2 separate regions of the Homo sapiens genome follow, and region 2 is linked to region 1. Evidence: read pairs that join two places in POLR2A ChIA-PET (ENCODE). Cell type or tissue: B cell. All regions are shown on one strand.

The links. ChIA-PET counts read pairs that join two places held together with the same protein. Peaks named below come from ENCODE experiments on the same cell type or tissue, not always from the same donor. Only the 100,000 strongest peaks of a DNase experiment are listed, where the experiment ranks them.
Region 2: POLR2A ChIA-PET joins it to region 1 with 13 read pairs; 5 of 35 experiments call an interaction of 5 or more read pairs at or near these places.

What each region holds. Positions count from the first base shown.
Region 1 is chr6:106,577,441-106,579,940 of GRCh38, reverse strand. The region is part of intron 8 of RTN4IP1 (reticulon 4 interacting protein 1); the gene reads left to right. Among named protein-coding and RNA genes, the nearest start is that of RTN4IP1, 51 kb to the left of the region's middle. In B cell, no CTCF peak of the experiment used is centred here; no DNase peak of the experiment used is centred here.
Region 2 is chr6:107,021,980-107,024,479 of GRCh38, reverse strand. No RefSeq gene overlaps it. Among named protein-coding and RNA genes, the nearest start is that of MTRES1, 5.0 kb to the left of the region's middle. In B cell, no CTCF peak of the experiment used is centred here; no DNase peak of the experiment used is centred here; H3K27ac peaks cover 73 bases.

The sequences.
Region 1 (2,500 bases):
GCCCGGCCTAAACTATCTTAATATCTGAGCTGGGCGTGGTGGCTCATGCCTGTGATCCCAGCTACTTAAAAGTTTGAGGTGGGAGGATCGCTTGGGCCCAGGAGTTCAAGACCAGCCTGGGCAACATAGGGCAATCCCATCTCAAGGAAAAAAAAAAAAGAATCTGGATTAATGAGTATTACTGATAGAGTCTAAATTCTGCTTGTTAGCCCTGCATGCCCCAGTAAAAATGGAGAAGCCACCGAGTTAATATCCACAATAATGAGCACTCTCTGTCAATCTGTTAATAGCATTGTCCTTCTACCTTCTTTATGAACAACAACCCTACCTTTGCTTTCTCCCAGTGCAGCACTCAGTAAATGTTTTGGTTTCCTGCCTTTAATGTGCTCACTATTGTCAGGCTCAAAAGTGAAGAGGAGCTGAAATTTCCTAAATATGTGGTGACCTCACAGTCTGTTTTTCCTGGAGATCCAGTCTTAGGCATTGTTTTCACATGACTGTCATCACGAAGCCTTATTGCAAGTCGTAGGACTCCATATTCATCCTATCTGGGCACAATTTCAGTTTGAATTTTAAGTTACCTAGTATTTTCATTATGTCTTAGATAAAGTGGTTGGCAAACTACAGCCTGTGGGCCACATTCAGTCTGAGGCCTGTTTTTGCACATCCTCTGAGCCAAGAATGGTTTTTACTTTTTTTTTTTTTTGAGATGTAGTCTTGCTCTGTCACCATGCTGGAGTGCAGTGGCACGATCTCGGCTCACTGCAACCTCCATCTCCTGGGTTCAAGCGATTCTTCTGCCTCAGCCTCCTGAGTAGCTGGGACTACAGGCGCCTGCCACCACGCCCGGCTAATTTTTTGCATTTTTAGTAGAGACAGGGTTTCACCATGTTGGCCAGGCTGGTCTCAATCTCTTGACCTCGTGATCCACCCACCTTGGCCTCCCAATGTGCTGGGATTACAGGCGTGAGCCACCACGCCCAGCTGGTTTTTATATTTTTAAAGATTTGTTAAAAAAAAAAAAAAGAAGAAGAAGAAGAACTTAGACCATGTGAAGCCTGCAAAGCCTAAGACATTCACTATTTAGGCCTTTACAGAAAAAGTTTGCCGATCCTTATCTTAAACTAGAAGTTAAATGTTTTTTAACTGAAACCCAGTCAGGCCAAGCTCCAGTTTACAGAATAGGCAGAGGAGGAGCTGCTCTGCTGGTGAAATGGTGGCAGGGAGTGACCTCCCCGACAAATGTTCTTTCCCCGCAGCTGCTCCACACAGCCAAGGAGCCCTGGGCTCTTGGACACTAGTTTGCAAACTGCTGTTCTGGGCATTCTCAAAAAGAATGATTTATAATTATCCCCTTAAGCGTACTGGGTTGGTACTGACGTGCCTCATGCCTACAGTTTATTGGCATTTTCTCCTAAGCACAAAAAACAGTTCCTGTTTTCATACTATTTAACACACTTACTTTTTGGTGGGAGGAGATATAGCAAAAATTCTATTCAGGTCACGCATATGCCATTGAATAGCATACTCACAGACTGGAAAGAGGAAAGCTTTGCACTTGTCTAGTTTACTGTCTTCATCCCTTTATCCCTCATCCTGCTGTGATGTCACATTTGAAGGGACAGAGGCCCTAAGAAATTAAATGATGTGTTCAAGGTCACATAGGCAGGGCCCAGGTCTCTTGACCCTTACGACAGTTCCTTCTACAGTCTTCATTGTTTTCTGCTTAAATAATCATCCAGACATTGTTACCTAGAGTTTGAGTTCTTGGTATTTTACTCTGTCATCTTGTATTTCTCAGTATCTTGCAGGACTGAGAGGAGGTGGTGGTGAGGCAGTCTTCAGATGATACCTGCTGCTAAGAAGGACTGTGTAACTGTGTTTTGAAGGAAAATATTTATACATATTTGCTTATATATGCATGCATTAGTTTCCTATTGCAGTAACAAATTACTATGAATGTGGTGGCTTAAGACAGCACAAATTTATTATCTTATAATAATAAGATTTTGGTCAGAAGTCCAAATGTATGGGCAGGGCTGCATTCCTCCTGGAAGCAGGCTATACGGGAGGATCTGTTTCCTTGCCTTCTCCAGCTTCTAGAGGCTGTACCTCCCTTGACTTGTGGCTACATCACTCCAACCTCTGCTTCTGTTAATCTTTGACCTCTAACCCTCCTGCCTTCCCCTTATAAGGACCCTGAGATTACACTGGGCCCACTTGGATAATCCAGGATAATCTCTGCATCTCAGGATCCTTAACTTAATCACACCAGCAAAGTCCTTTTGCCATGTAAGGTGCCATATTCACACATTTTGGGAATCAGGATGTGAACATCTTTGGGGGCCATTATTCTGCCTACCACAATGCATAAAATACTTCAAAAAGGTTATGAGAGCAACTAGAAACCTTGGTTGCTCCTGAGGTGGGAAACCAGATGGCTAGAAATCAAGTATGGGAGGAAGATCTTTTTTTTTTTTTTTTTTTTTTTTTGAGACAG
Region 2 (2,500 bases), 440 kb before region 1:
TCTGCCTGCTGGGTTCAAGCAATTCTTCTGCCTCAGCCTCCTGAGTAGCTGGGATTACAGGTGCCCGTCACCATGCCCAGCTAATTTTTGTATTTTTAGTAGAGGCAGGGTTTCACCACGTTGGCCAGGCTAGTCTCCAGTTCCTGACCTCAGGAACAGGCACTCCAGCCTGGGCAACAAGAGGGAAAATCCGTCTAAAAAAAAAAAAAAAAGGCCGAATGCAGTAGCTCACACCTGTAATCCCAGCACTTTGGGAGGCCGAGACGGGCGTATCACGAGGTCAGGAGATTGAGACCATCCTGGCTAACACAGTGAAACCCCATCTCTACTAAAAATACAAAAAATTAGCTGGGCGTGGTGGCGGGCGCCTGTAGTCCCAGCTACTCAGGAGGCTGAGGCAGGAGAATGGCATGAACCCGGGAGGCAGAGCTTGCAGTGAGCCGAGACTGCACCACTGCACTCCAGCCTGGGCGACAGAGCAAGACTCTGTCTCAAAAAAAAAAAAATTTCCAGGGGACAAACTTTCATAAAGTTTTATACATGTTCACGGGAATGTATGCTATATTAAATTAGAAATAAGGCCCAGCGCAGTGGCTCATGCCTGTAATCCCAGCTCTTTGGGAGGCCGAGGTGAGTGGATCACCTGAGGTCAGGAGTTCGGGACCAGCCTGGCCAACATGGCAAAACCCCATCTCTACTAAAAATACAAAAATTAGCCAGGCATGGTGGTGCACACCTGTAGTCCCAGCTACTTTGGAGGCTGAGGCAGGAGAATTGCTTGAACCTGGGAGGCAGAGGTTGCAGTGAGCCGAGACTGTGCCAATGCACTTCCGCCTGGGTGATAGAGCAAGACTCCATCTGACAAAAAATAAATAAATAAATAAAAATAAACCCTCTGTATATCCAGAGGAAAGGAACATCCTTATTTCTGAAGACACACGGACACAGAGAAGATGCTGAACAAAGAGGCCTTGTGGCTGGGCTCGGTGGCTCTTGCCTGTAATTCCAGCCCTTTGGGAGGCCAAGGTGGATGGATCACTTGGGGTCAGGAGTTCAAGACCAGCCTGGCCAACATGGTGAAACCCTATCTCTACTAAAAAAAATATAAAAAATTAGCTGGGTGTGGTGGCACGTGCCTGTAATCCCAGCTACTCCGGAGGCTGAGGCAGGAGAATTGCTTGAACTTGGGAGACAGAGGTTGCAGCGAGCTGAGAGCACACCACTGCACTGTAGCCTGGGTGACAGAAGACTCCATCTAAAAAAAAAAAAGAAAAAAAGAAAAAAAACCCCAACAACAACAACTGAAAAAGAGGCCTTGCTAAATATCCCCCCCAGCATATTACCATTAGATCATACCCCCTTAGTCTATTCATTATGATCTATTTCTTTATCAAATCTAGTATATAACATACACAGGTTGGCTGGGCATGGTGACTCATGCCTGTAATCTCAACCCTTTGGGAGACCAAGGTGGGAGGATCACTTGAGCCCAGGAGTTTGAGATCAGCCCGGGCAACCTAGCAAGACCCCATCTCCATAAAAAGTTAAAAAATTAGCCAGGTCTGGTGGCCAATGCCTGTAGTCCCAGCTATTAGGGAGGCTAAGGCAGGAGGATTGCTTGAGCCCTGGAGGTCAAAGCTGCAGTGAGTTGAGTTTGTGCCACTGCACTCCAGCCTGTGTGGCAGAGTGAGACCCTGTCTCAAAAAACAACAATAACAACAAAACCAAAAAAAAAAAAGTACACAGGTTTACCCTTTTCTTTTCTTTTTTTTTGAGACGGAGTCTCACTCTGTCGCTCAGGTTGGAGTGCAGTGGCACAATCTCGGCTCGCTGCAAGCTCAACCTTCCCAGTTCACACCGTTCTCCTGCCTCAGCCTCCCGAGTAGCTGGGACCACAGGCGCCCACCATCACACCGGGCTAAGTTTTTGTATTTTTAGCAGAGACGGGGTTTCACCGTGTTAGCCAGGATGGTCTCAATTTCCTGACCTCGTGATCTGCCCGCCTCGGCCTCCCAAAGTGCTGGGATCACAGGCATGAGCCACCGCGCCCAGCTGTTGTTTTTCTAAAGATGGGGTTTTGCCATATCGCCCAGGCTCATCTCAAACTTCTGGCCTCAAGTGATCCTCCTGCCTCAGCCTTCCTAGTAGCTGGTATTATAGGCATGAGCCACAACACCCGGACTTATTTTTAATTTTTCAATACAAACACTGAAGACTAAATATTTCCCTCTAAGGACCGCTTAAACTGTACCCCACAAGTGTTTCCAATACTATTGCTTAGACCACAGTTGAGATTGCTGGTGTATATTGGTTTATGGCAAGTAAACTAAATTTGTTGGCACTTACTAATTATAGGTGACTATAATAATCACTTTAGGAAGTGAAGAACCTGCAGGAGATGCTGCTCACTTCCTTCCTTCTACCCATTAGGTAAAGTAAACCTATTGCATATTTTAGTTGTGACTCATTTCCTCAAAGTTGTACAAACCTAATAATGTTC